2 separate regions of the Homo sapiens genome follow, and region 2 is linked to region 1. A link is a loop called in an ENCODE intact Hi-C map of the cell type or tissue named here. Cell type or tissue: IMR-90. All regions are shown on one strand. Each heading gives the region's core, and the rest is flanking DNA. Links, peaks and the distances in the headings are about the cores only. Region 1 overlaps ALPK2 (alpha kinase 2). Region 2 overlaps ALPK2 (alpha kinase 2).

What was found. Hi-C counts contacts between places; a loop is a spot of excess contacts. Peaks named below come from ENCODE experiments on the same cell type or tissue, not always from the same donor. Only the 100,000 strongest peaks of a DNase experiment are listed, where the experiment ranks them.
Region 2: it touches region 1 in a loop (2.4-fold over the local background); 8 of 110 quality-filtered maps call a loop at or near these places.

Annotation. Positions count from the first base shown.
Region 1 is chr18:58,522,769-58,538,629 of GRCh38, forward strand. It overlaps ALPK2 (alpha kinase 2), which reads right to left. Exons shown (of 13, transcript NM_052947.4): 5 at 12,066-15,456; 6 at 6,323-6,470; 7 at 1,167-1,294; 8 at 1,038-1,073. Among named protein-coding and RNA genes, the nearest start is that of ALPK2-AS1, 26 kb to the right of the region's middle. RefSeq lists a silencer at 3,300-3,379 and enhancers at 12,032-12,431, 12,532-12,581, 12,574-13,773, 12,692-12,911, 12,972-13,171 and 1 more. In IMR-90, for the core only: a CTCF peak has its summit at 7,166 (motif pointing right); a DNase peak (open chromatin) is centred at 7,193.
Region 2 is chr18:58,572,625-58,588,485 of GRCh38, forward strand. ALPK2 (alpha kinase 2) reads right to left here. Exons shown (of 13, transcript NM_052947.4): 4 at 6,190-7,924. Among named protein-coding and RNA genes, the nearest start is that of SNORA108, 20 kb to the right of the region's middle. RefSeq lists enhancers at 6,923-7,470, 9,007-9,507, 12,028-12,662. In IMR-90, for the core only: CTCF peaks have their summits at 8,161, 8,825 and 11,773; DNase peaks (open chromatin) are centred at 6,377, 6,637, 7,057, 8,847 and 1 weaker place; H3K4me3 peaks cover 3,168 bases; H3K27ac peaks cover 5,478 bases.

The DNA of each region.
Region 1 (15,861 bases), core at 3,070-11,069:
CCCCCTCTACGTGTTCCCCAAAACTCCACTGCTACAGTGTAGCATCCAATTCTGGATATCTGTAGTCTAATGAACTTACAATAGGAAGTATGGCCCTACATTCACTTTGAATTGGCTCATGAATTGTCATTTCTTTCTCTTTTTTTTTTCTGATTTTTTTTTAATTATACTTTTAGGGTACATGTGCCCAATGTGCAGGTTAGTTACATATGTATACATGTGCCATGCTGGTGTGCTGCACCCATTAACTCGTCATTTAGCATTAGGTATATCTCCTAATGCTAACCCTCCCCCCTCCCCCCACCCCACAACAGTCCCCAGAGTGTGATGTTCCCCTTCCTGTGTCCATGTGTTCTCATTGTTCAATTCCCATCTATGAGTGAGAACATGCGGTGTTTGGTTTTTTGTCCTTGCGATAGTTTACTGAGAATGATGATTTCCAATTTCATCCATGTCCCTAACAAAGGACATGAACTCATCATTTTTTATGGTTGCATAGTATTCCATGGTGTATATGTGCCACATTTTCTTAATCCAGTCTATCATTGTTGGATATTTGGGTTGGTTCCAAGTCTTTGCTATTGTGAATAGTGCCTCAATAAACATACGTGTGCATGTGTCTTTATAACAGCATGATCTATAGTCCTTTGGGTATATACCCAGTAATGGGATGGCTGGGTCAAATGGTATTTCTAGTTCTAGATCCCTGAGGAATCACCACACCGACTTCCACAATGGTTGAACTAGTTTACAGTCCCACCAACAGTGTAAAAGTGTTTCTATTTCTCCACATCCTCTCCAGCACCTGTTGTTTCCTGACTTTTTAATGATCGCCATTCTAACTGGTGTGAGATGGTATCTCATTGTGGTTTTGATTTGCATTTCTCTGATGGCATTCATTTCTTAAGTCACGCCATAGCTCTCCTTCTCGGTTGGAAGAGTCCAGAGGATTACTGCTTCTACTCTTTCCTCTGGGAGCTATTTTATGCTTTACAGTAAGCCCATTTCCTCTGGCAGGTCAACCCTAACTGACTTACCTTTAGTATCCTGGCGACTTGACAGCTGTTTGAGAACTAGAAGAAGACAAAGCAGAGAATGGCTTCAGTACAGATGTCCATTGTGAACGGGCAGGGGCCAGTGGTTTTTCATTGAAAACTGTGGTTTACCTTCAGCTGTGAGGTTAAATTCAGCAGTCACTTTTCCGTAGCTGTTCTTGATGCAGCAGTAATAGAGTCCCTGGTCCTTCGGACTGGCTTGCACGATGGCAAAGGAAACAGTGGAGTTGTCCCCTGCACTGCAATGAGGAATATTCACATTGACACACTTCATCATTCTACAGTTGCATTTTTTCCTAATATACTTAAGGAGAAAGAAGCTAAGACTTCCCTGCTCACATGTTTTCAGCCAGTGAGCTGCCCAAAGGGCAAAATCACGATCAGCTGTTTAAATAATTGATTTATCCACAGAGGAGAGTCATTACATTTTGGCTAACACGCTCACTCCAATAAGCAGTAGGTTTAACTGCCATGAGTAGAGCAAAGAATTGAAATTGTGAATTCTGGGAGCTGTTGTTAACATTTCTGCTCAGAATTCAGCTCAATTATGTGACTAATCCGGGTGTCCTGTGCTTGAAGGAAAGTCTGATAACTCCAAACCCAAACTTATACAGATACAATAAGGGACAAGAGAAAACGGGGTTCTTAGCTTTATGCTACATAAGGATTCGTGACTGAGGGCCCCTTTGTAATAGTGTCCTGTACTCCCCTAGTGAGGTACCAACCATCGAACCATTCACTCACCCAAAATTATTAAGTTCCGGTCACTGTGCTATGAAAACTAAAACTGGTGGTGGTGGTCATATTGGTGGTGATGATGACAGTGATGATGATGCCAATAGCTAATGTGCACTGAGCATTTGGTATGTACCAGGCATTGTGCCAAATCACATAAAGATCAATTTCATGATGCCCTCAGAACAACCTAATGAGAGAACTATGTTTACTATTCTCAGTTTGCAGATGAGGAAACTGAGGCATAGAAAAATTTAAGCAAATGATTTTGACTTCATTAAGCTGCCTCCCCAAGTAAATTATGGTTCCCGCCCTCAAGTCTGGGATAATTTGAAACATAGGGAGAGCCACATATTTATTCCAAAGTCTCAAACAAAAAACTTACTCTACAGCAAAAAAAAAAAAAAAAAAAGGATATTCAGACGTTGTTCTGGTTTTGTTCTTTAAAATGAACTTTGTTTAAACATTCACCAAGATTCTGTGTATGTATGTGTATACATGTGTGTGGTGTACATTTTAGCTTGGGTTCGTTTCATAGTTTAACAACAAAAATTCACCTAGCTTGAGTTTGTCTCAGTTGCATGTTCAAAAACAGTGTTCATTATTGGTTGGTTTTTCAATAGACTTCAAGCCTCCAATATATACATTCCTTCCCTGGAATATACCAGTGGCTTAAAACAAAGTTCACTAAACCATTCTACTTCCTTCATTCCTGGGGTCTCTGAACATATCCCACTGTATGGTTAAAACTGGATGTGAACAAGTCCAGTTATAAGGGGAAGACTTCCGGACAGGGCAGTAAAACACAGAGTGGGCCACAGAGGAGGCTTGTGGAAAGTCCTTCTCCAAGGCTCTAGGATTGGCACAGCCTTTCTGTCATTGAAAGGGGAAGGCAAGGGCTACCCGAAGGGCTGGGGGCTGAACTAGAACTGTCCTGTGAACATCTTCCTTCCAGCCTAGAAATTCTCTGATACTTGGCCCAGAACCACGAAGACCGTTTTTCCTGGCTTGGCCCATGGTCCCCACCCAAGGCTTTCTTCTAGAAGGAATACATGTAGGAGTCAGAAAGGTCTGGATCCCAACCCTGAGGCCGACCTCAGGTGTGCTATGTAGCCTGTCACCCTCAATTTCCTCCTCTGTGAAAGCAGAATGAGCAAGATCACCGCTCAGATGTGTCATGAGGAGTAACGTGTCATGACACCGGCGTGTGAAGCTTCAGCGAAAAGCCCAGTCTTGAGCGTGGTCACGAGTCATTACTTCGTGGTGAGCAGTAGTATTAGTGGGGAACAGTAGTATTAGTGTGCTTTCTCCATGATACAAAACTACCTCGGAAGTCCCAAAGAGTTCTATCCAACATTTGTGGAGTATCTGCTCTGTGCTTAGTACTGGGGGATTCAATGATGAAAAAGAAAAAAAAAAAAAAAAAAAGGCACAGTCCTTGCCCTTGAGGGTCTTCTAGTCTGGGAGGAAATGGACAAACAGAAAATACCAATACAGCTGTAGAAAGCAGTAACAAGTGATCTTGTGCCTTTTTTAACCAAGAGGGTAAGTTCAGTTTCATATCCTCTTACCCTGTAAGGGACAAATCTTTTTACCTTAGGAAATGGCTACAGACAGCAGAACAGCAGTGGTGATTAGCTGTGCAGACAAATGCAAAAGAAGCCCATGTCCAGAGTGTGATCAGAAGAACACAAAGAGTGAAGTTGGCTGCAGGGAGAGGGTACTTAGCATGGGGACTTCTCTGAGAGATCCCATCATCCATCACCAGCCCTAAGGAGCCAGGGCTTGGCAGCACCCCCACCCACCACTCAGTCTGGGCTGAGAAGTCCTCGGGTTGTTTCTCCCAGGGCCATCCAAGGAGATCCTCCCATCCCAGCAGCCAGCTCCTCATCCACTGGTTCCCAGCGGGAACAACATGACCTGTGCTCCATGACCTTGCTCAGCTATCAGTAGGGCCGCTCTACGTGGACAGCTGCCCTTTCAAAAGCCCAGGGAACTCAGAAGGACCTCTCTCCCCAGAGTGGAGAATGGGTTCCTGGTTACCAAGAAGGTACTGATGGCCAAATAGCACCAGAGGGTGCCACCTTGAGGTCTCCATGAAGCCAAGACATGCCACTGCTACACAGAGACTCAAACCAAGCTACCACTTTCTTCTTCTTGGTTTCTTCGAAGTATATTAGTCTTGCCCTACCCACAAGAAAGTCTTCTGACACCTAATTTCCACGCTTTAGCCTGTTAAGGAAAGTACCCAAAACTTGCGGACAAAGGAAGAGGATCACAGTCATTGTTCAACAGGATCATTGAGGATGATCTAGTGAAAGAGAATGCTTTGCTATTTCCCATTTACACAGAACCCACTCAGACACTTTAAGTTACAGGTTAACTTTTAGGTTTCTGTGCAGTAGAAAAGATAACTCCCAAAGTTTATTACCTGTCAAACATTAACCAGTTTTATATCTATTTCAAAATGTATTTCCGCATTCCTTTGCCTGATGGACTATCTAAATCTTCATTCCTCAAATGCTCCTTTGAACAACTCTTGCCATTGTACAGGTTCCCTCATGATTTAGTAAGTTCAAGAAGACCTTTGCTCCACGTTCATATTATATTTGAGAGATTTCAACTCTTTGAAAATGATACAAGACAGTGACATATTTCATGGAGGCACAAATGAAGGGAAACGCTGGACTGGAAGTAGGCATGAGAGAAATTAGCAAACATTTGAAAACCCACTTGAAATAATATAAATGATCTCTCAATAAACAAATGAATTATAACTCTTAAATATTCTCAAGTGTTAGCATGGAGAAAGCAAATGGGTTCAACTAAGCCAGACACTGTCACCAAGGAGAAATGAAGCAAACATCACTAGGAATCAAAGGCCTTAGCCACGCGTCATCAGTAAGTAGAATGCTTACTAATGACATATGCTCCCCAGGGGAAGGTTAGGTTTATCGTAAATACACATCAAATGGAAAAGGGACCCGCAAATATTCAAGTGGTAATTCTGAGCTCAGAGCAAGGCTGATGAATGGAAAAACAGTGAAAATACTGGTTAATTGCTCTTGGCTGACAGCTTCAGAAAATAATTTAAAATGAATAATTAGTACCTTTTTAAGTGAAGCTCTAGGGAACCTCCTTGACTTAAAAAGCAAACCATTTCTTTTCCTTTATAATAATTCTTAAGCCATACCTAAGACAGGCAGGGTAATGGTGACATTTTAGGCAAAGTGGTTATGCTATCAATTACAATCCAGTTAGATGCTCTGGAGTGATGTTAGTAGAAATGAAATCATAGCTCAAGTATTCCATGATTACATTTGAGAAATAGTTTCCAGACATATGTTCCAAGCAGACATATATGATTTAATTAAACAGAAAACTCAGATTTTCTCACTTTTTCAGTCTACTGGTGACAAAATTAAGGGGATTGGAACCCCTCCCATTTCTTAGGGAGCTAAACTGGGAACCCTTTGGCAGAGGGTTGACTTTTGAACCAGGTGATTTGTTTCTAGATTGTGTCAGATGAAGCTTGAATTCATCAGTTCACTTGAACAAGCATTTATTGCCAAGAAAAGCTGCTTAAGGAAGCCAGTAATCAGGTTTATTCCACAGGGGATATTCTTGGCAATGATTCTCACGCTCATCTCTTGCCTCCTCATTCTTCTCTCCTTTATTATCTTAAGGACATGGCTGGACGCAGTGGGTCACTCCTGTAATCCCAGCACTTTGGGAGGCTGAGGCAGGTGGATCACTTGAGGCCAGGAGTTCAAGACCAGCCTGGGCAATGTGGCAAAACCCTGTCTCTACTAAAAATACAAAAGAAAATTAGCCAAGCATGGTGGTGTGCTCCAGTAATCCTAGGTACTCGGGAGGCTGAGGTGGGAGGATCACTTAAGCCCAGGAGGTGGAGGCTGCAGTGAGCCGTGATTGCACCACTATACTCCAGCCTGGGAGATGGGAGTAGCACCTTGTCTCAAAAATAAAAATAAAAATCATAGGGACCCAGAAATAAACAGGTTTTCCCATCTTAGTGATGGCTGCTGGTCACCCTCAATAGCTGTTACTTTTCTGTAACCTCATAGATTGCTGTTGTTGTTGTTTTTATTCATCTCCTTAGCTTTGTTTGACCTTTATCAGATTACTGGGAATTTATGAAACAGAAAACACACCCAAGTTAAATTCACAGACATACAGATGAGAGCTCTTTAATCTTAGGACCACAGAACCTCAGACTAGAATATCATTTGACATGTTCCTTCCCCTGATTTAAAAAATGTAGTGAAAGGTTGTGTGACTTCCCAAAACCCCAGAACTCAATTCTGGCAAAACCTGGGCAAGAATCCTCCATCATTTTCCCCATCCAGACACTTGTCTTCCGATATTTAGTCTTTTTTAATATTGTGGATGTGGAATCTCTGCTTCAATTTTCCTTTTCACGTCCTATAATTTATTCTTTTTTCTTTTTTACAACCATGTTGTGAAATAAACAAGCAACAACTGTGAAAAGTAACCAGGGAAAAACATCGCACCTTCTCTGCACTTGGGCTATGGACTTTGAATCTTTTGTCCAGCAGATAGTAGAATCTTCATGAATTTCTGCAAATTGGCAGCTTAATTTTACATTTCCAGAGTGTTCAGGGAACATCTCAGCTTGGATCTTTTTCAGTAATACTGGAGCTAGAAACAAGATATTTGAAGGTCAGTGTAACAAAAGACTTTCCCATTTCATACCATTTAATTCTCATAACAATCCTGAGAGACAGGAATATTAATTATTATCCCCAATTATGGAAGTGAGAATTGAGTCTCTGAGGGGAGAGGTGGCTTGCCTAAATAGTCGGAAAATTTACAAATCAATCTAATAGAAAATGCTCACTTCCATTACTTAAAATTCTTTAGGTGCAGCCTGTAATGCTTAAAGTGAAATAGAACTTGAGAGATTTTTTCTAAAGGGGATGAGAGGTGGGAGGATTTTAGATATCTATTCTATAGGATCTCATCCAAATAAAGATGTTTTTAAATGATTACCAGATCATCCAGGTCGAAATCAGAGCTAGGAATTAGGGAGTAGAATAAAATCTGGATTATCCAAAAAACTACGGCTAAGCCCCCAAAATGTAAAAGACACCTCAACAATAGGTTATTGGCTGAATAATATTCATCTTTTCCCTTTTATCACACTTGTCTTTGCTGAAGATAACCTAGTAGATTGGAGTGATGTCTGATATCAACCTCATTAGCAAAAGAGAATAGAAGCAATAAGGAAACAATTCCCACTGGTTGGGCTGAGACCTTTGAAATATCACCTCAGTATCAATATCAGTGAGGAACAATTAGCATGCTAATGTGTAATTAGCTAGGGCAGCCACTGGGCGGCAGCCTAGACATTAGAACAAGACAAGGATGAGGCCCCTGTCCCGAGTGGTCGTAACAATTGGGTAGGAAATGAGATTACTGCAGATGTGTGAGTCTATCACAAATTAAGTAGCATAACTCCACAGCGTTGGTAACACAAAAAAGTACATCAGTATAAAACATATGTAATCCGTAGCCAAACCAAGATCACCAATACTGAGACTTTGCTCCACTGCCTCAAATTATACTACGGTGAAAATATCCATGAATTCAAGGTGCTTCTCATCTCTCCTTGGCACCAGCAGATGCTAGGATGACAGAATGCATATTTAAAAGCTAATTCTCTACCCTGGAAGTGATAATGGGCCTGTTGGGTAGCAAATCTTTCAACCAGAGAGTAACCAAGACTGCTAACAGTATCCTGGGAGCCAAGTGGATAATTGAGAGAGAGAGAAAATGTAACAAGTACGTATTGATGGCAAACCCGCATCAGTGCATTTGGGCCTGCTGGTTCCTGCCCAAGCTGAGACCGTGTTCAGGTTCACAATGTCAAACTCTTGGTCCAGGTCTCGACCAAGCCCACCTCCTCATCTGGGCCATTTCCTAGAGGGTCTTTCCAACACCATGCAGTGGCCGGCTTCATGGGTGATGTGGGGACACCTAAATATTCCTAAGCCTGCCAGAACCTGTTGTACCGAACACAAGGAAAATTGGAGGATGGCGGGAAGGGCATGAAATGGGCAGCAGAACTGAATGATGGATGGTCTGTGGGAGATTTGAAGCTTGTTTAGCCGAGGGGCTTTGGGCTTTGGATAGGACCCCTGACTATGTGAGACAGAGGTGGAAAGTGCAGCTGAACGAGCTCAAAGGAGACCTGGAGTGCAGCTAGTTTTTTCTTCCGTGTGCAGGTTGGGCTAGTGTTGAGGGAAAACGGTAGTAAAGTCCCCGGTGAATAAAAAGTTTCTGTTGTACTAAGCTTTGGACATCAAAAACGATTACTCAGGCCTGGCATGGTGGTTCACACCTGTAATCCCAGCACTTTTGGAGGCCGAGGCAGGAGGGTCACCTGAGGCCAGGAGTTGGAGACCAGCCTGGGCAACATAGCAAGATCCCATCTCTAGAAAAAAAAATTAGCCAGGTGCAGTGCGCATGCCTGTGGACCTAGCTACTTAGGAGGCTGAGGTGGGAGGATCGGTTGAGCACAGGAGTTCAAGGCTGCGGTGAGCCATGATCTCGCCACTGCAATCCAGCCTAAGTGACAGAGTGAGACCCTATCTCTAAAGTAATAATAATAATTTTTTAAAAACATTACTTAGGGTTTATTTCTTTTATAATGATCCAAGTCACTGCTCCCCTCATCCTAACTCCCGCCCCACCAGTTAACTGGTGGGAAGGCATTAAATCTGTGCTCCTTTGGGGATAGCAGGGTGGGTACCAGACTGCTGGGTAGGGCACAGTCGAGATGTCAGCCAAGGGGTCTGAAGTGTACCAGCCGGAAAGCAGTGACGAGGACTCAGGATCTTACAAAAGCCATCACAAGAAGGAAGGAGAACTTCCTAATCTGGTGTCTTCCTGGTGGCAACTTTTGTTATTTTTAAGCAATGAAATTGCTGTTGCTTACACTGAGAAAACAAAATAAAAAACCTTTGAGTGCTCAATGGTGGAGTAGATTCTTAAAGGAATTGGCCCACGGCTAGAAAACCGTAACGAACAACTAGAAGGTGATAAGTTGAAAAAAAAAAAAAAAAAAGGACGGGCATGCGGGCATGGTGGCTCATTTTGGGAGGCCAAGGCGGGCAGATCACAAGGTCAAGAGATCTAGACCATCCTGGCCAACATGGTGAAACCCCGTCTCTACTAAATATACAAAAATTAGCTGGGCATGGTGGTGCACACCTATAGTCCCAGCTACTCGGGAGGCTGAGGCTGGAGGATCGCTTGAACCAGGAGGTGGAGGTTGTAGTGAGCCGAGATTGCACCACTGTGCTCCAGCCTAGTGACAGAGCAAGGCTCCGTCTCAAAAAAAAAAAAAAAAAAAAAAAAAAAAATAGGCTGTTGTCAAGGGCTGGCCCTCTGAATGCTGCCATTCCAAAAGGTAAATGCCAGAAGAGAATTATTTTTCCTGTCTCTTGTCATCATCTGTGTTGATTCGTATGGATTAGTGCCCACAGTGGATTCATATTAGATAAATATTCAGTGCATTCATTATCAAAGTCACCATGGAAAATAACATGTCCTTAATAAATGGATGAATATGTTGGTCAAGCAGTTATTTCCCATCAGTCGATGGCCCTTCCAGTACAATAACCTAGTGCTGGTTTGTAGTTAGATCAGGGAGCTGTGATCCTAAAGAAAAGTGGGTGCCAGTGTTCCAGAAACCCGTTCTAATTTTCTCTGCAAAGAAAATCCCCACACGAGAGGGGAGAGGTTGGCCGCCAGTGGCAACTCCTCCGAAGCTGGGAAAGGACTGCAGGGTCAGAACCTACCCCGGCATGGGCAAAACCTGCCTGGGACTCCCATTTACCTGCTGACTCAAGGGTAACTCTGGTGAACCTCCCCCTCCTGCTCCGTCACCAGATGACTCCTACCTTCTGGCCGAGGCCCTGAGTTTTTCAGAGAGGAGGAGCTGTGGATGCCAGCACCACTCTTTCTCCTAATGCTAGGTTGGTATCAACTCAGACACAATGATCTTTTGCCTGAACTAAGCTCTCTATTTATTTCATAAGCATACTGAGCATAAGCATTGCCTCATTTTTTATTTAAAAACACTAATTTAAAAAAACAGTAACTAACAACCATGAGAGCTGTGTTAGGCCATGTGCCATTCAAATTGCTTTGCATTTTTATACCTGAGAGGAGTCTTATCATTAGCACCCCCATTTTACAGGTGGGGAAAGTGAGGCACCCAGAGGCTAAGGCATTTGCCCAGGGCTATCCAGGTACTGCCAGAGGCCAGACTTGAACCCAAGCAATATAACTCCTAATCTATACCCTAACCACCATGATACAACTTGCCCCAGATGGACCCAAACACCCGCTAGTATCTCTAACTGAATCTTTGCCTCTTAATGGCCTCTGTGTTGTGGGTGGCATGAGTAACAACCCTTCAGTGGTCTGGCCTGGAAAAGTCTTTGGTTGTCTCTACCCCGTAGTCTCCGGCAGGGCCCTCTCAGGACAAGGCTGGCTGCCCTCGCATCTACCTGCTTTGCTCAGACCAGTGGCTCCCAGAAGGCGGCATGCTCGGTCTTTGCAGCCTTTAGTGCAATGGCGAGGTTGTGCTGCAGCTGAAATCAAAGTCTTTGACGGCGATTGATTTCAACACTGCCTATCTGGACAGTCCTCTTACCCATGGGTAACTTGAAAAGTCACAGGCAAGAATTCCAAAAAGGTGGTTTTGCTTGTCTACCTTTACCTGCAAAGGAACCCCTATCCCCAAACAAGGGGGTTGAGGCTGGTCCCCAGAGGCAATCTATTCAGCCTCTGGGCTGAAACCAATTTTGAGAGCTTTTGAAACATTGCTTCATTCTATTTAATTTTTTTTTTTTTTTTTGAGACAGGGTCTTGCTCTGTTGCCCAGGCTGGAGTGCAGCTGGAGTGTGGTGGTGTGATCACAGCTCACTGTAGCCTCGACTTTCTGGGGTCAGGTGATTCTCCTTAGCCGCAGAGTAGCTGGGACTACAGACGTGCGCCACCATACCCAGCTAATTTTTTGTATTTTTCGTAGAGATGGGGTTTCGCCATGTTGCTCAGGCTGGTCTCAAACTCCTGGGCTTAAGCAATCCTCCTACCTCGGCCTCCCAAATTGCTGGGATTACAGGTGTGAGCCACAATGCCGAGCCATTCTCTTTAAATATGCTTTAAAATATAGATACTAATAACCTGATTGGATACTTCCAAACTCTTCAGAAGGCAGTTTTGTCTTTAAACCTTTCTGCAACAGGGGTTAGGACCCATTTGATGGGATGGGAATAACAAACGCCAGCCTCAAAATCTAAGGACTCAGGTTAAGAGAGGAGAAAATTCTTCCCTTCTGATCAGCCATCCGTAGCTTTTCGCTCCAGAGCACACAGGCCACTGTAGCTTGCTGCAATATTTTCTCTTCTGACTTCTACCAGGGTGTGTGGGGAGAGAAAGAAGAGCTCTGAAATAAAACAGGCTAAAATTTGGTCTATAAATGGAATTTGGGACTGAAATGATTCCTCAGACAAAGTAGAATTAACTGCAATTTCAGGACTTTTTTTTTTTTTTTAACAGCATCATAGGTAGAGGTTGATCAAGGACTTTTGAGGCTTGAGTGGTCTGAAACCTAGAACAGAGACCTCAGAGGATTTTAGATTTAGATAAATGGGAAGGGTGAGTTGAAAAGAAATGTTACACTCAAATTTGGAAGAAAAAACCAAGGTTCAAGGAAGTTATTTTTAATGAAAAATCAGTGATTAAAGAGGAGAATCCCAATTTGTACCAAAATATTCATTTCCACAAATCCTGCTTAGTGCATGGTCTATTTCATTATACTAATTAGCTACACTGATTAATGCTTCTGTTTATATTTTTAAATAGATTTTGTAAAAGAGGATAATGAAACGGAAAAGCACCTTCATCACATTCCCCTCCAACAGACATGCCTACAGGCGGCCTTTATCAGTGGTTCTCAATCGTGGTTCTCCCGATAGATCACCTGGGAACTTGTTAGAAGTGCAAATTTCACACACTGGGGGAGGGGAGCAATCTGGGTTTTAACAAGTCCTCCAGGTGATTCTGATGCCACATGCTGAAGCCACTTGGCCACAACCATAGCATCAATGCCCACCTGGGGGACACTGGCCTTAATTGCAAAGGACCCTCGAGGACACAGGAACTGGATACCTGGTCTACAAGCCCAAACTTTAACAATGATGGACAGCAACAGAACCTCACCTCTTCCTTCTCTTTTGCAAGATGGCTTTTTTGGGTCTTGTTTCTCTTCTGTGTGTGATAATGATGTTTCGAGTTTGGGCATCTTTTTAAGAAAGGCTGAGTTCTTTCTGATATTTTCCTTTTCTTCCAGTTTCAGCCTCAGTGCTGCCACCCTGGACAAAATTTTCTTCTTTACTCCCTCAGCTAAATGTCCACTGCCTGGGGCTTCTGGCTTCCTCTTGACCTCCTCTGACCCCGTCACTGCTGTGAGGGTCCCTGGCGATTTGCCTGCTCGGGCTTCCAGGGACTTCTCTCTCTCCCTGGACTTTTTCGCACAGCCCAGGGTGCCCTTTTGACATGGATCCTGCAGTAATTTAGGGGCTTTCTCTAACTCACGTTCTCCTGAAATAAATGCCAAGGTCTTCGCTGAGGAGCTAGATGAGCTTGGGGGTTTGGTTTCCCCAATTTGAAGCACCTCTATTTTAGGTTCCTCCATTTTGTGGCTTATCAAAAAGTCTGTGACATTTCCTTCAGGAGATGAAGTACAAGGGAACCTGGTAAGATCAGGAGAAGAGGGCAAAGGTTTCCCACGCTCATTCTCAATAGTTCCCCTTTTCTGTGAAACAGGAAACACATACTGACGCTTTCTGGGCTCAACTATGTCATTTTCAGGGACGTCATGAATTTGGCCTGTGGAGTTGTGCGTGTCAACCCCAAGAGAAGCGTGAGTCATTATTGGAAGACAACTAGAAAGAGGTGAAGTGGGGGAAATCAATTCTGCTTTGTCCTTTTTGCTTTGCTCAGCCTCCCCTAAGCTCCCATCACTGCTTTCTTGTATTTGGCCTATGCTACATCCACTTGGAATTCTTTCACCGCCTTCGCTGGGTTGCAGGACTTGCCAAATGGCAGTTTTTGCCTCCTCAGGTTGAATTTGTTCAGCCTCCTGCTTCATACTGCCTTCTTGGCTTCTGCTGATTCTATTTTCACTCAGAATGGTTCCCTGGAGACATGGAACTTGCAAAATGGCCGGCTGGATTTCCGCTTCGTGGCCCATGTTTCCGTCATTTGATTGACCCCCTTCTCTGGCGCCCTGTGGTGTGGTTTCAGAGGGCTCTGGTTTTCCAGCCCTGGTGTACTCTATCACACTTATCTCATCAATGGGATCTACAGAGGACTCTAGGATTTTAGGGCAGGTCAGAAACTTTTTAAAGAAGGCAGTGTGATCCATCTTGAGTTGTTTTTCCTCCTGGTCTTGACTCACATTGTTAACATTTTCCTTCCCTCCAGTTTCAGAAGCCGCTGACAGTGAATCTGTGACAGATAACTCCTTTTCATCTACAGGGTCCACGGATGACTCCAGGAGTCTGGGTTGGCTGAAACCCCGGGAAGAAAGACTTCTCCAATGTACACTGATGGTGGGCTCTTCGCCTTTATGGCTTTCTCTGCTATCAGCAAGGGCTGACTCAGCATCCTCTGGACTGTGAGCCAATGCTGCTATTTCAGAGGGGGCCAATTCAGGCACAACAGCATCTGCCTTTAGACTATCAGGTACAGCCCAGACCTTGTCAGGAATTATGAGACCACCGTCTGATGCCTTGCTCTCAGAATTTGTCAGTTGTCGTGGTGGCCAGATTTCAGAAGCGGAAGCCTCTAGAGTTATAATCTTCAGCTTGTTGCCTGCCTCCCAATTTCCAGGTCTATATTCTTTAGACTCTTCCAAAAGGATATCAGAGAGAGATGGAACGTTGCTCAGAGCCTGACTGTCTTCTTCCCCAGCAGTTTCAGCCACCACGGAGACCCTCGTCCCCCAACCTGAGCGCTGCCCTGCTCCTTCCCTAGAGCTTGCGGGTGAGTGGGCCGTGGGCACCAAGTTTCTTTCCTCTTGTGCAGCAGATGTCGTAGGCAAACTTTGTTGGAAATCAGGTGCAGAAAGAGAACCCTGCTGGGACAGGCTCTGCTGCTGGACCCCCTGCTTTGTTTCACTTCCTCTTTCTTGGAAATTCTCTTCATAGCTCCTAAAGTCTGCTCTGTCCACAGTCTGGCTCTTATCTCCAGACAGGTTATCAACCTGAAGAGGGGAATTACTGCAGAAACCCTCTCCCTCTGGGAGCTGCAGGACATGGTGTGGGACTCCTGGCACACTGGGTGCCCTGCAAAGTAGCTCTTTTGTAGATTTGATGGTAGCACCACTTAAAATATGATCCAACTGCACTTGGGAAGGAAATTGGGAAACCTTTTCATGGGATGCACGAGGGAACCTCTCCTCAGTGCCACCTGCATGCTTGTCCTCAGGAATTGACACAGCAAGGTATTTGGCTGGGTGGACTTCGGTGGCAATGGTAACAGTTGATGTGTCCTCAGTCTCCCTGGTCGCTTGAAAGCACTCATTATTAGCAGTTAATGTTGTTGGCTTCTCCCAAGGAAAACTCACAATTGAACTATAACTGGCTGGTGTGGCTGTGGTGTCTGCGGCACTAGGACTGGGGCTCTTGTCACCTCCTTCTTTAAATTGCACTAAAGGATTGTTCTCAGAAGAAAGGAGCTGTGTTTCATCAAGCCCTCCTGAGTTGCTGGGGCTTGGCTGCTCCTGGCCAGCATGTACTGTGGAGGCCAGTGGGTAGGTGGAATTCTCCACCTTGGCTAGATTTTCTCCTGTGGCACCTTCACTAGCTGTGTGTGAAATGTTCAAGGTGAAAGTACTGGTAAAAAGAGGGGACATGACTGAGTTGCCGTCCTTGCTGCTTTTGCACGTAGACACTGAAGTCTCAGACACTTGTGTCTGAAAAAAGACTTCCAGTGTCTTGTCATTAGAAGAACATAAATCAGATACTTTGTTTTGACCTTCTGCCAGTTCCGTATCTACAGAGCAAATTTCTTGAGGCGAATATTTATCAACTGGTCTCCCAACAAGAGAATCTATGGTATCAAAACACGTTCCTTGGTCACCAGCCTCAAAACACTCCATTGCACACACTGCTTCTCTGTCCCTTGGCTCATCACACACATTTTCCAGGGTGAGGGCAGTATCTGTGGGTTCAGGGGAAGCAACAGAGACAGCCACAGGCTCCCTGAAGTCAGCACGAGCATCCTTGGGGAGATGCCTTGAGAACACACCTGGGGACATAGTCTCATCATTGGCTTCTGAGATGCTCTGCTCATATTTTAGGTCTTCCCTGAAATTGTCAGGTATGTTGCCATCTCTGTCTTGTTTTTCTTCATGCTGTGGACCACAGGTACAGGGTTTGACCTCCGAGTGTTGAGCTAATGATGCATTTTCCTTGTGGACCCCTCCTAAGTTTGAGAAGGAAATTGTTGTGGTCCCAGTGAATGGGGACTCCTCCCCAGCAGGCTCTGAGAAAGCTGGCATCTGGCTGCAAGAGATTGTCTCTCTGACTGTTTCCTGAACTTGTACCTAGGAAGATGAAAAGTGATATTAGTAGAATTGTTCATGGGAGAGCCCACAATAGGGCATAACTGCAATCCCAAGAGTGTTAATCCTCAATGACCGTAATAATGGACAAGAATGATTGAAATCTAAACATTAATCCCCCAACTCCCTCTAGCTATTAGAGATTTCCTAGAAAACTGCAAATTTAAGCAACTCTGTGTTCCAGGGGGCCCTTTGTCAAATTCATCATTATAAGCAAAAAGCCTCCTGACAACCATCATTTATTTAATGATTTCTTTCTCTCTTAGGAAATAGATGGAAATAAATCGAATGTTAACTGTTTTGATCAAGTAAGTCACAACAAGAGCTGTGCGCATCTTTCCAGAAAGATGAATCTCACATGATCATAATAAATGAAATAAACAGTAC
Region 2 (15,861 bases), core at 4,717-12,716, 52 kb after region 1:
ACTGTATGATTCCATTTATGTAACATGTTTGAAATGACAAAATTTTAGAATTGGAGGACAAAGTAGTGGTTGCCAGGGGCTACCAAAGGGAGAGGGCAGGAAGGAGGTATGCATGGTTATTAAGGGTAATGCAAGGGATCTTTGTGGTAATGGAATTGTTCCGTATCTTGACTCTGGTAGTGGATACAGGAACCTACGTAGGTGATAAATGTCTGTAGATCTTAATACACACATACGAGTACAACTGGGGAAATCCAAATTACATCAGTAGATTGTATCAATGTCAATATCCTGGTTATGACATTATACCATTGTTTTGTAAAATGTCACCATTGAGGGAACCTGGGCAAAGTGTACTGTCATCTCTCTCTATTTCTTACAACTGCATGTGAATGTACAATTATCTCAGTAAACATTTCAATTAAAAAACATGTAATAAAACCGTTTGTAAATGGTATCTAGATCTGCTAATGAATTCTCTTAAAAACATTATACTTAGTGTATTCTGTTGCTTTATGTTTAATTTTAAATTGAGCATTAAGGGAATGCAGCATTATATATGTATATGTGTATATATATGTGTATATATGTATATATATGTGTATATGTGTGTATATATGTGTATATATGTATATATGTGTATATATATGTATATATGTGTATATATGTATATATGTGTGTATATATATGTGTGTATATATGTATATATGTGTATATATATGTATATATATATGTGTGTGTATATATATATGTGTGTGTATATATATATATGTGTGTATATATATATGTTTTTTTTTTTTCAGAGACAGGGTCTTGCTATGTTGCCCAGGCTGGTCTTGAACTCCTGGGCTCAAGCGAGTCCAACGGCCTTGGATTCCCAAAGTACTGGGATTACAGGCATGAGCCCCTGCACCTAGCCAGGAATGCAGTATTTTAATTGGAACTCTGCCAACACTTTTATCTAGAGGCATGTTGCCATTTTTGTCTTCTTTTTTTTTTTTTTTTTTTTTTTTAGTATTTATTGATCATTCTTGGGTGTTTCTCAGAGAGGGGGATGTGGCAGGGTCATAGGATAATAGTGGAGAGAAGGTCAGCAGATAAACATTTTTGTCTTCTATAAAACTTTTGTCCCAAGAAAGTCAGGATTACAAAGAATGAGGATGAGAATGTCATGCGTTGCTCTGAAAGAAGAAATTGTAGTTAGGGATGAGAAAAGCAACTTGAAGCACCATGCAAGATCTCAGTCTTGAAGCAGCAGGTAGGCTGAGCTAGAAACAAGGTGGGCAAAGGAATTCCAGACAGAAAGATGGACCATCCACCACATGTTTTCCAGGTGAGGAAACCAGCTTGTACTCCTGCTTTGCCTCTCAGAGATAGACAGAGGCAAAAGGCAGAAAATCCTGAGTGCTAGGTGAATATGATAGTATCTTCCTTGATCTAATTAGCAATTTTTTGGAGATAATGAAGCACTAATAAAGCAAAGTTATATGTAAATCTCCAGCATTCACAAGAGAACCCAAGTGCAAGATTTGGATGGTGCTGGTTGCGGCAGCTCACGCCTATAATCCCAGCACGTTGGGAGGCTGAGGCGGGGCGGATCACAAGGTCAGGAGTTCGAGACCAGCCTGACCAACATGGTGAAACCCTGTCTCTACTAAAAAAAAAAAAACAAAAATCAGCCGGGTGTGGTGGGGCGCACCTGTAATCCCAGCTACTCAGGAGGCTGAGGCAGGAGAACCGCTTGAACCCAGGAGGCGGAGGTTGCAGTGAGCCAAGATCATGCCAGTCTGGGCAACAGAGTGAGACTCCATCTCAAAAAAAAAAAAAAAAAAAAAAGATTTGGATGGTTTAGAACAGGGGTCCCCAACCCCCAGCCCCAGGCCATGGACCGGTAACTGTCTGTCTCCTGTTAGGAACTGGGCCACGCAGCAGGAGGTGGGTGGCAGGACATGAACCCAGTTGTGAATGGTGCATACAAGGGATCTAGGTTGCACAGTCCTTACGAGAATCTAATGCCTGATGATCTGAAGTGGAACAGTTTCATCCTGAAACCATCCCCGCCCCGTTCCGGCTGTGGAAAAATTGTCTTCCGCAAAACCAGTCCCTGGTGCCAAAATGTTTGGGGACTGCTGGTTTGAAACAAACCAACCCATTCCCAGAGCCAAAAGAGTAACTAATAGGAAGCACGTCCTATTAGCAGAGAGTTGGCCTCAGCATCTTTTATGTGAAGGCAACCAAAGAATGTGCTCAGGAAAATAAAGGCCATAAAGTGGTGGAGACCAACGATCATTAGAATCACACCTAACTGGCTGGGCATGGTGGCTCACGCCTGTAATCCCAGCACTTTGGGAGGCCGAGGCAGGTGGATCACCTGAGGTCGGGAGTTTGAGACCAGCCTGATCAACATGGAGAAACCCCATGTCTACTAAGAATACAAAATTAGCCAGGCATGGTGGCCCATGTCTGTCATCCCAGCTAATCAGGAGGCTGAGGCAGGAGAATCACTTGAACCTGGGGGGCAGAGGTTGCGGTGGGCCGAGATCACACCATTGGCCTGGGCAACAAGAGTGAAACCTCGTTTCAAAAAAAAAAAAAGAAGAAGAAGAAAGAAAATCACACCTAACTATACTTGGCATTTACTCTAGTATTGTATGGCTACTTATCCAGTCAATAATTGATTGTCTATTACACGGCAGGCACTACTCTAGGGACTTGGGTTATATCAGCGAACAGAATACACTGAACAAATTCCCTTCCATCACGGAGCTCAATTCTGTGCTTAGTGCTGATTCCTGATCAGGAAGATTCTTAATTACCAGAGCCCAAGAACACATTTCCTTACTGTACACTTGTGATCCCATGACCCCATACAGAAATGCAACTCCCTCTGGGGCGAACCTGGGCAGCTGTGCAGGAGCACAGACGCAGCACTTCTGATTTAAGGGTGAGGATGATCTTACCCTAGTGTGGCTGCCGAGAAACTTAAGATGGGCAGGCTGTCAGGCCTTGCCTCTGAGTTGGATGAGGAAAGTGAGCTCAAAACCAAGGTGAAGAGTTGGCAGTGTGACCCTTGAAGATGATTCAAGTTAGCCTGGGGTACCCTCTCTGTTTTCCACTCCCAAACTGGGATTAACTTTATAATCTTCCATAAATATAGAGAAACTGGGGGCTTTCCAATATTAGCCTGGGTAGGTACTATTTCAAGACAACAGCAAGATGGCCTTGCATTCTAAAAGAGAGAAAGGGAGACAGGAAGTGAACATACCTAGAGATGCATGTTTAGGCAGGAGATAGTCTACAATATGGCCTTGTTCTTAGAACATTAGAGAGATGGAGTTTTTCTCAGCATGCTAAAAACGGTATGCAGATGAAGAGAAAATACTAGGAAGTAAACTGCTGGTCACTGTTTCTGCAAAAAGGCACCTAAAGGTAAGTGAATCAGGCAAGACTCAAGAATGGGCAAATTTGACCGAGCGTGGTGGCTCATGCCTGTAATCCCAGCACTTTGGGAGGCTGAGGTGGGTGGATCACCTGAGGTCAGGAGTTCGAGACCAGCCTGATCAATATGGTGAAACCCTGTCTCTACTAAAAATATGAAAATTAGCCAGGTGTGGTGGCGGGTGCCTGTAATCTCAGCTACTCAGGAGGCTGAGGCAGGAGAATCTCTTGAATCTGAGAGGCGGAGGTTGCAGTGAGCCGAGATCGTACCATTGCTCCAGCCCAGGCAACAATAGCAAGACTCTGTCTCAAAAAAGATAAAAGGAAAAAGAGTGGGCAAATTTATTGCTATGACTACCAACCCAGGATTTTAACCATTTCAAATTTTTAGGTCCCCATAAACCTCAAATGTCTGAGAATAAATATTTAAAATGTCTTTTGAATTTGTTATGGAGAGAGTCACCTATCTTTTTGTGAACAGTATTATTTTTAAAAGTTGAATTTAATTCCCAGTGACCCCCAGTGCTTCTGTGTCATATCTGTGATGATAGTTAGCCACTTGCTGTAAATTTGGCTACATTGTATACGTGTGTAGAAAATACAGGTATCTCCTACAACTAAATAGAAACTTTTTGCGTGGGTAAAAGAATCTCAAATATGCCAGTCCCTGTGGCAAAATTTTCCTGCTTTACTCAAAGGAAAATAAACACCACAGATAGAAAGATCGTATTTCTAACTCCAGGCTGCACGGAACTGCTCTTAAATGTACAGCTTCCATTCACATTTCTGGTTATCCCTTGAGTGAGAGGTCAGCTCTGCTACTGACCACAGCAAAGTGAGAAAAGGTCTCTCCACTTGCAGAAAATGCAAGCCCTTCGGTTTGCTTTCTGAACAACAGTGTTCACGGTTCTGAGGTAATTGCCTTAGTCACACCACAGCGCACAGGTTGGACCTTCAGCTGATACCTGGTGGAGTGGGTATATAGTGATGAATGTGTGTGTGAGTGTGTAAGCGAGACCTTCCATAGAGTACATGAGATAGATGACCTGGGTCCCAGAAATGGCCCATTTTACTTGACTGACTTGCTAGTAAACAAGTGAGCCAGGGCTCTCGATCTCAGAATTCAGTTTAGGTCACAAGCTGAGGATGACAGAGGGGGCTCTTCCCTCCAGCTCTTTGAAATTTGGGGCAGATGGATGAGACAGCAATTGCCTTCCACAATGGTGGATCTAAAACCAATATCGTCAGTAAATAGGTAAATAGCCCCCTTCCCTTCCACTTCTTTTGAGCTACTTTATCACCTTCCCCCACCTTCAATAATAAAGTAATTTGTCCAGTGAAACACTTTGAGTGGATAAATGACTGTAAAAAAAGCACTTAGCTGAGCACGGAAGAGCATTTTATGACTAGAAAAGGAAATGCCATGTTTATCAACATGAAAAAATTAACATTGTCACTTTATTTTGTATTAACATATGGTCAAAGCACCTCCCTAAGCTTATCTTGGGCATGAAACTGTGGTCATTGGTGTGTGAGCTGCTAAGAGACATGTGTTAAATAACTGGATAGGAGAATCTGGTTCTCCTGTGAAAAGTAAAATATAAATGTGGCTTTTACCTGGCCAGTTTGGCCAGCAGAACAGAACAATTTGCTCAATCAACAGTTACCTAAAATCTGGAGATTTTTAGATTGGCTTTTTTATGACTGGGTCTATAGAAATTCATGTGTCAATTTTTAATATTTTCACAGAGTTAAGTCACTTTGCATTGGGAATATTTTATCTTTGGAGTGTATCTAGTCTTCTATAAAAATAATACTAGTTTTCTAGTACAAAATTGGGAAAAAGGGGAATACAAAGTATAGTAAAAATAACAGACAAATAAGTTTTCTTAGGTATTTATTTACAAAACTCAAATCTTGCCCATATTACAGCGTAAGTCCAAAGCTCATTTGGGACCCTTTGAAACTGAAAATATCATTAAAAATATAAGTTATGTATCAAGCACAACATCTTTTGTGCATTGATTATTCCTATAAATTTAATTCCATCTCTTTACACTCCCAAATCAGTAATAAGGGAAAACAAATTTATTTCTTGGCAGCTTTTTTTCTCTTAGCCTCTTTTATACTCTGTTTTAAACAAAATAAGACAAACATCCAATCAAAAACATCCCACCAGTGAGGCAACAGTTAATCTGCCTGCTTTCCCTAGCATCACAAAAAAAGTGAAGTCTACAAGTCTTTCAGACACACTGAAGTCTTTCATTCATACCACAAATTCTGATTAAAGCCAAGACCTATCATTTTCAAAGCACTTCCCTGCAAATGACTAAAAACAATGTTTTTTTCCCCCTTCTTCCTTTAAAGGCTACACCCAAAACATTTGCTTGAGAAACTTTCTGAATAGTGGCATTGCCTGGTAAAACACATGCAGCAGACAAAATATCAGATTTCTTTTTCCAGCTGTCCAGAATCCCATTAGTGCCTCTTAACTTCTATCAGTCTTTTGCTATAATTAGGATGGCTTAGGGTTTATCTGGGCCTTTTTTTCAAAACCAGATTTCCTTCCGAGCAGCAGCAGCTGTCATGCACAAGTACCCTGATGGTGTTGGGAAACTTATTTTGATTTACATTATGGTATAGCAATTGTGAATGTGAAGTAAAGGAAGAGACACACACACACACACACACACACACACACACACACACGGTTCTTTTTATCTCGTAATTTCTTTAAAAGAAAAGTCTTACCTGAGGAGGATCACTCCAGTCTGGAACCTGGCTTGTTTCAAATAGAGTATTAACTTGCATGCCTTCTCCCTTGCAATTTGTGTTGCCTTCTTTGGAGACTGAGTCTGTTGAAGTTTGAAGGGTTTTTGCTTCTTGCTCTGCCTGGGTTGAAATAGCACATTCTCTTGCATCAGCATGGGAACTCCGACCAGTCGCTGCTGCTGTGGTGTGAGAAGTCTCTCTTTTATCACTCTGGGTTAGTGGGGGCTCAGCAGATTCTTTGGCAGAGCAGAGATGAAGGGTACCTTCTGTTGTACTTTCTCTCAGGTTGGCATTCGGCTTCTTGGGATTTCCCTTCATTCCCGGCTGCCTCACCCTGGCAGATTTCCTTGAACCCCTCTTGCTCCATAAGTCCTTTCCCCCCACTCTCTTGTCAGCTGCCGTCTCCCAACACTGGCTCATCCCTGAGTTTTCTGACTCACCAGACAAGAGCTTCATCTCTGTCTCTCTTACTGATTCATCCATGTTGAGCAGATTGTCACTGGCAAATTCCTCTCTTGCTTGGTGGCTGTCTCTGGTTTCTCCTTGAATTCCTGGATAATCATTTTCAGCAGCCTCGGGAGCAGTGGGGAGTTTATATCTCCCCTGTTCTGTCACTGAAGACGTTCCATCCTGGTGAGGTCCCAAAATGAGAGTCATCCCTGTTTGTGGGGATGAGGGACCGTGCTTGGAGACTCTGCTGCTCCTCACCCCAACTTCTTGGGGTTGTGAGTGATGACCACAGAAGCCAGCAGTGGCAACCATAGGCCCAGCGTCACCCGACACCCGAGACCCACAACCCATTCCACTGAGGAAATGCTCACACCCACCCAGGCAATGCTCACCGAATTCCATCTCTTCGTCATCGCTTTCTAATAAAAAAACATGCTCAGTCCCCAGCAGGTTCCTTTGCCAAACTGCATTAGAGTAATCCGTCATAACATCAGAACATTCCAGATACTCCAGGTCATCATCTGAAAACTCCTCGGTGTAGGTTAGGGTTATCTCTGGGCAAAGTTCATAGTCACTGTCAGAGTCTTCACTGGAAAGCTGTGGGCTGGGTTGTTTGTTGGCCACGGCACTGTCACCTGGGTAAATGTGTGCAGTTGCCTCAGATAGCGGGAGGCTGAAGCTAATGTATTTCTGTACTTTGGGATTTTGCTGACTAGAGCGTAAGCCTTCATCATGAGGACCATCATTGTTCAGGTCACCATCCGTGAACTTTGATGCCATGGAATGCACTGTCTTGTGGCAACATCTGTCTTGTTTTTCATAAATATGACTTGAATTAAGAAAAAGCAACCCATTTGCAATTTCTTCTGTGTTACTTGGATCATAAGCCTCTCCAGTGTGCCTTGTTCCTTTAACACCCAAAGGATTTTCAGAACTGGACACACTAATGTCAAGATTGCCCAATGACTGGAGGGAGAGTGAATGGTTGGATTTGGAGGGGGAGGAGTCAGCTGACCTGGGAGTGCCCGGGGAGATGCTTTCTTCTTCCTTATAAGGATGTTCCTTCTCATCAATCTGATTTGCCCTTTCTTCTTCATGTGTCCCTGTTTCATGTTTCCAACCCCTGTCCCTGTCATCTTCCAGGTTAGGAGACAATTGTGGGTTCTCTGATGAGCACTCAACCTCAACGGAAGCAGAACAACAGATCATTCCAAAAGAGTTTTTAGCCGAGATTTGATAGACAGCAGCATCATTTTTGGTACAGCTAGGATGAAGAGAATATATAGATAAGTTTGCCACATTTGGACATGCATGCCAACATTTTCACACCATGGCACACAGAGAAAATGACCATCATTTTACTGCATGTTCAAGGAGATCTGTGATCTCCCTGGAAAAGAGTTTGTGGCCAAAGGCAACTGACCTCTGGGCTCCGGTGCCCCTAGTGCTGAGAATCCTAGGCAATCAGCATCCTCCCTTGAAACTTTCCTCAACGCTGCCTCAAATGGAAAATGCTGAGGATTGCACCATGACAGTTTACAAATGCCATGGCAGGGTCAGGACATTACCTTATATGGTCTAAGAGGGGGAGAAACCCTCAGTTCCAAGAATTGCCCACCCCTTTCTTGGAAAACTCATGAATAATTCCACCCCTTATTTAGCATATCATCAAGAAACAATCATAAAAATGAGCAACCAGCAGCCCTCAAGGCTGCTCTGCCTATGGAGCAGCCATTCTTTTATTCCTTCACTTTCTTAATAAACTTGTTTTCACTTTAAAAAAAAAAAAAGAATAAAATGCTGAGAATTACTTAGATGAATGGGGAAAATGTTTTATATTCTAATTTTTTCTTCTTGCCTTTTACATCATTTTTATGTTACGGGAATTTGAAAAAGCATTTTTCTAGAGTGAGACATTGTACACAAATAAGTAAAATACAATTCTTCATGTACTGGAATGGCATAGAGAACCCTCAAATCTTTTGAAGACCTTGCTAAGAGGGTGTCATTCTTGCTAGAGGCCGTAAAGATAATACCATGATAGGACTACGTATATGAAGGACAGTGCTGTTTCCTTTTTAATTGAATGTGACTAAAAGTCTAAACCACAGCCCGTGAGCTCCACTGGCTGGAAACCCATGTCCACAGGCCATTCTGACTCACATAGATCAAGCCAGGTTTTCAGCTTTGGCCCAGCAGGGGAGGAACAGAATGCTGGATGGAACGAAGCCTGCTCTCTCAGTTCAGGATGGACGCTGCTCCTGTGGCTCCTCCCATCATTGTTCAGCATCACAAGGAGCCTGCAGCCTGACATACTTTACTGGGTCCTTTCCCACTGGAACTCTTCTCCAGACACTGCAATCCCAGTAAAAACTTGTTACCTGTGTTTTGTATGTTGCACCCTTATTAATCTCATTTGACCGCATTGTAATTGTAATATTGCTGACCTCACTATAAGTATCAGCCAGCCCAGAAGTCAACAATCATTTTTAGAAGGCAGGAGCTGTGGGTCTGGCTTGGTCTGAGAGGCAATGCTTAGGTCTTTATTCACTGTTCTTTGTGTGAAATACACACAAATATCTAACCCAGGAAGGGTCAGTGTGAGACACAGATATAATATGGTCATCCTTTCTCTTCCCCACTGAAGGGACCCCTTGCCTCCACAATCCTATATGTCCTCATAAACCCTCAAGTGTTGAGTCCCAGCTCACATATGTCTCATTTTCAGAAGGCAAAGACATCTAATCCCAATTTCAATAATGTCTTGTTGAGTTGGCAATCTGGCTCTTGGGTAGAAGCCATTCAGGAGCGGCTGAGATTGGCCAAGCTTGACCCATGGCTGATACTGGGCTTTGCCTTGGCCAAGAGCACACATAGAATAAAATTTAAGGCAACTTTCTGGAGAAAACAATACCTGCGCTCCTGTCTATTTCACTAAGTTATTCTGACTTTGCAAAGAAGAAATGTTATACCAGACGAATTCTTCAAGAAGGGGGCAGTACCGAGACAAAGATATCTCTGGTGCTGAAGAATCATGCAGAAGAATCATCAGAGAACTCTGTTTAAAATTCTTGAATCAGAATCCCTAGGTCAAGGGCCTGAGAATCTGCTTTTAAAGATCTCAAAGCCATTCTGATGCAAATTGTCCTTGGCCTACCCTTGGAGACAGCCTCATCCTCATCACTGTCAATCAGGCTTAGGGCTCCGCCATTCAAGCGGACTCTTCTCAGATGAAGAAAAATGTCTATTGCTGCAGTTTCATGTCATCCAGATTGTTGGCGAAAAAAAAAAAAAACTGTGAAATATTTAAAGAGATTTACTTTGAGCCAAATATGAGTGACCATGGCTGGGGCACATCCTCAAGGGGTCCTGAGAACAAGTGCCCGAGGTAGTCAGTTTTACAGTTTGGTTTTATACATTTTAGGGAGACAGAAGTTACAGGCAAAGCATAAATCAATACGTATAAGGTGTACGTTGATTCAGCCCAGAAAGATGGGACATTTTGAAGTGGGGGGTGGGGGCAAGATTATAGGTCATAGGTAGATTCCAAGATTTTCTGATTGGTAATTGGTCAGAAGAGTTAAGCTTTCCCTAAAGAGTTGAAGCCAGCAGAAAGAAATTGTTGAGTTAAGATAAGTGGGTTGTGGAAGCCAAGGTTCTTGTATGTAGAGGCAGCCCCTAAGTAGCAGGCTTCAGAGGGAATAAATGGTAAATGTCCTCTCTGGACCTTAGAAGGTGTCAGATTCTCTCCTGAATCGGGAAAAGACCTGGAAAGGGAAGGAGAATCACTACAGAATGCAGATTTCCTCCCACAAGAGTATGGCTTTGCAGGGCCATTTAAAAATATATCAAAGAAATATATTTTTAGAGTCAAATACTCTGATTTTCTTTAGGACCTGCTCTTTGTGATGTGATGCTATACCAGAATCAGGTTGGAGTTGGGTATCTTCCTGCTACAGAGTCTGCTGTGAGTCTTATGATCTCTATTTTAATGTCAGTGGTGGTCAGTTATGCCTAAACTACAAAGAGAGGAGGGTATAATGAGGCGCGTCCAACACCCTTCCTGTCATGGCCTGAACTAGTTTTTTAGGTTTCTTAGGGATCCCCTTGGCCAAGGGGTGTGGGGGCAGTGGTGCAGCTTAGAATTTAATTTTTGGTTTACAACACTGTCTTCTTCATGAACCTTTTCAATTAATTCTTGGAGATTTGGCCTCCATTAAGCACTGACAGCATAAAAAAGCACTACAAGCTGAGCACAGTGGCTCACACCTGTAATCCCAGCACTTCAGGAGGCTGAAGTGGGAGAATCAGTTGAGCCTATGAGTTCAAGACCTGCCTGGGAAACATGGCAAGACTCCATCTCTGTAAAAAATTTAAAAATTAGCCAGGCATGGTGATACACACCAGTAGTCCCAGCTACTCCAGCCTGGATGGCAGAGCAAGACTTTGTCTCAAAAAAAAAAAAAAAAAGAAAGAAAGAAAAAGGCGGGGGGGCTGTGGCAGGGTGGGCAATAGGGACTACTGGGAAATCCCAAGTAATTTTGATATCCTGACCTATCCAGTCCATGAGCCCTCTGCAGAGAAACCACCTCCCCTGAAGGTACCATGACTTGTGTAGAAGAGAGAGAAAGGAAGAAAAGAAAAGAAGGCTGAGAGGCACAAGGGGCAGTAAAGCAGTAAGAAATCAGGAGAGGTGGGGAGCAGAGATGATTCTCAAGAATCAAGGAGAGAAAACAAAAAGACTTTTAGAAAAACATGGAGAAAATCATTGAGTTAAATACACTCTATTTAAATTCTTAACAACTAAATAAACAGATGGGAGATTGTCATAATTTTGTGATGTATAATTTTATGAAACATGTTTTAGTTGATAAGAGATTTATAATCCATCCTAAGTACAGTCAATGAAGAGAAAAGGGAACTGGATTAAGTATAATTAACTTCTCACTGGCTAATGAGTGCCTTTGAAAGAGTTATGATTTGTGGCTGACACGTCTTTGCTAATTATCTCGAAGCATCCTAAAGAAGAGGGGAAGAAAATCGGGCAAGGAAGCCAGCATCTGCTGGGTGACTCCTACATTAAACAATGTCTGCCTCCTCCCTGTGGGCAAAACTGAGGTTGAAAGGAGTTATTTCCCCAAAGTGACAAAGCTGGAAAGCCATAGAGCCGGGATAAGAAAGAGCCTTCTGCCCTGGCTGCCTGGCTCTGTGGTTGCTGTTAGAAAACTAACATTACCAGAAAGGAAACGACACAGTGTAGAGATCATTCTGCAAATAAAGTGTTTCTGTCCTAAGTCTTCAATCTTGATCAGCCAAATGGCAGACTTGCATAGAGTAATGGGCACCGTGGTGCCCAGCATTATGTTAGGAGCTGCAGTGGAGTGAAGGAGACGCCTGAAACATCATGTCCAGCCCCCAAATGACTAAAAATTGACTGAAGGAAATAGTATTACTTTCCCAGAGAACCTTGTAGATCAGGTCTGTGCTAAGGTGTACAGAACAGACTGGATGGGAAAAAGGAGTTCAGAGAAGGGACTCCAATGGTAGCAGTTAAAATGGTGTTAGTAGGGTCAGGGTGTAGAATCTTTGCAGCATGCTGGCAGAGAGACCTGTGTGCCCCACAGTGATTTGACAGGAATGCAAAACCATCCAGGAAGAAATTCCCTGAACAATTAATTGAATTCCCTCCTTGCATGTCTTTTCTTTTGGCGGAGGGAAGCAGTAACATTCCTCTCCCCTGCTGTGAAAGTCTTGCTTGAATTCTCTAGGTTCTTTATAAATTAATCATTTCCTTATTAAAGAAAAAGAGGTCCATGTTACCTTGAATGAAGCTTCTGAGTTTGAACCCCCAGAAGTGGTCTAAACCAGAATTTCTGAAAACATTTTGGTTTCAAGACTCTTTAACACTCTTAAAAATAATTGAGGACTTCAAAGAACTTTTGTTTATATGGGTTATATCTGTCAATATTTACCACATTACAATAAAAAATTTTTAACTATTTAGTTCATTTTAAAATAACAAGAATAAATTCATTGCACATTAGCATAAATAATGTTTTTATGGAAAACAAATATATTTTTCCAAGGCAAAGCAACATTTCATAAGAGTAGTTTTAAATTTTTTCATATATCTTTAATATCAAGCTTAACAGAAGATGGTTGGATTTTTGTATCTGTGCATTCAGTGTGATACAATACATGGTTTTGATTAATATATGTAGAAAAACTGGCCTGACACATCAATGTATTGGGAAAGAAGGAATATTTTAATAATCTTTTCATCTGATTGAAAATATTCTTATTTGATATATACGAAGATTAGTTACAATGTGGAATCTGAAACCACATCAGTGAACTTTCCATACTTGTTATGTAAAATCCACCATTCTATGTTGCTTTTTTTTTTTTTTTTTTTTTGAGACGGAGTCTTGCTCTGTCTCCCAGGCTGGAGTACAGTGGCACCACCTTGGCTCACTGCAACCTCCACCTCCAGGGTTCAAGTGATTCTTCTGCCTCAGCCTCCCAAGTAGCTGGGACTATAGGCATGCACCACCATGGCTGGCTAATTTTTGTATTTTTAGTAGAGACGGGATTTCACCATGTTGGCCAGGCTGGTCTCAAACTCCTGACCTCAGGTGATCTGCCTGCCTTGGCCTCCCAAAGTGCTGGGATTACGGGCATGAGCCACAATGCCCAGCCCTATATTGCATTTTAAGTGCATCTTTTACCCATGCATGATTTTGTAACATCACACATTGGTCATTTGGAAAAACTTGGCTCATGATATCTTCCAAATATTAATACATTTTATTAAATAATACTTTTTAAAACCACGTTGTTTAATATTATCACTGATCTTATCAGAATAATTTTTAAATATTATAAACTGTTAAGCTTTTGATGAAGGGCACAAGCTTTCCAAAATTCTACTTAGGGAAATAATATGAATGTTAATTTATCAGAGAACAGTGTAAATCAAATCTGTGCTAAGTTGTATGGTAGAAAGTAGAAGCATGGAGGATATGAGCTAGAAGTTCAGAGGAAGGATCCCTGAAAATTCTCACCTCTGTAAATGCAACAAGAACACTGGCAAAACTTGTCTGAATCAACTTTTTCAGGGCTCTGAAAATTAAAGGCAATCTGGGGAGCCTTTATTCGAGAAAAATGGCTGAATCTCAGTAAGAACAGTTTTCTGGTGCTTTAACCTGCCCTAGTTCTATTCCCCCATAACCAGCTCCACAGTAGTCTTGAAAACCAAGACTCCACAACCACAGTGAAAACCAGTAGCCTGGCAGCAGCTGGAGGGGGCAGGACCCAGTTGGGGCTCCTTCAAAGCCCCATACCCAGAGAGTTGTCATTATTTGACCTGCCTAGTAATTCCCTGGAAGACCCCACTCACAAGACTGTTTTTGTGTGATCTGACTTAGAGTTCACCCAGCAAAAATATCTTTTTCCCTAGGGGCATTTGTAAAAAAAAAAAAAAATTATACAGACAATTGTTTAACACCATGGCTGCTTGAGGCAGTAGATTACAATTGGGTTAAACAATAGGGTAACCAAAAAGCTTAAAAGGGAAAGCTGGGAATGAGATGCCCATGGGGTCATTGAAAAGCTGAGACATTCTCCTGGGGATCTAGGAGGCCATGCACATGCATAAGGCTGTGAGCAGCCTTCCTAAGCATGTCCAGTGCATGTGCTTACGAAAGACCTGAGAAAATTCTGAGCTCGCAGCTCTAACTGACCTTAAGGCTCTCTACTAGCAGGAAGTGAAGGCTAAGGCAGAGTTGTCAATTGCCTGGCTGAGTGTGAAAGCATGCTTCATACCTCAACATGCACACACAGCCCCTCAATAAACTGGGAGACCCATTGGTTCCAGGCATCTAAGGAAATCTCTGTCCAGTCATTAGCTGACCACTAAGCTAACTCAGTAGAAACTTCAGGGGTCACAGACAACAAAGAATTAGTTCAGAAAAGTCACTAAGCAAGCAAACAACAACAATAAGCCCTGGGAATGTGGGAGAATCTCATTTCCAGAGTTGCCACGTTACATTGTTTAAAATGTCCAGTTTTCAACAAAAATTATGTGACATGCAAAGAAACATAAAGTATTGCCCATACACAGAAAAAGCAATCAATAGAAACTGTCCCTAGACTTGCTAAACACAAACTTTATCTATTTTAAATATGCTGAAAGAACTAAAGAAAACCATGTCTAAAGAGCTGAAAAAAAGTATGAGAATGGTGTTTCAATAAAGACATAGAAATTATACATACAAACCAAATAGAAATTTAGAGATTTAAAATTACAGTAACTGAAATAAAAAATTCACAAAAGGGCTCTACAGCAGATTTGGGCAGATGGAATAAGAATCAGTGAACTTGAAGTTGGTCAATTGAGATTATCCAATTTTAGGAACACAAAGAGAAAAGAATGTAGAAAATTAAAGAGTTCTGGAGCCTGATGGTATACCAGCTTACAATATATATATAATGAGAGTCCCCATAGGAGAGAAGATAGAGAAAAAAACAGAAGGAATATTGGAAAAAACTGGAAGTCCCTAGTTCAGAGAAGGGACTGCAATGATAGCTTGAAAGTTTGGATTTTATCACTGGCAACAAATACTTTTAGTTTTCCTTGAAGTGGCAGGCTTGTTTTGTTCATTTTTCAGAAAATGTCTGCCAAATACCCAAGGCTGAATAACCATCATTTGTCTGTTATTCTTTTGAGTAAAAATGATAATCCATAAAAACAGTGGCTAGTTCAGCTTGCAACTTAATCATGCAAAAGCTTGTCCTCAAGATGTTCACCATCTGAGGAAATCCAGCAGAGGTGCTGTGTGTATATTTCCCATTTTATTACATGGGGTATTAACAGGGCTACTGAGTTATCAAGATTTAATAAAATTACCCCATTTTTACTGATGCATCAAGGGCATTATTAAGTAAAACTTTTTGTTTGTTGTTTTTAACTGTGGCTGTATGGAAATGCAGAATTCTATGGCAACTAATACGGTTCGGGACCACTGCCATGATTCATGCTAAGCCACCAACAGACTTACCCTTCATTACTTTTTATCATGAGTGTACACGTCAACACAGTGAAAAGGGCAAATAATGTTTGAATTTTTTTTTAATTTTTATTTTAACTTCTGGGGTACATGTGCAGGATGTGCAGGTTTCTTACATAGGTAACGTGTGCCA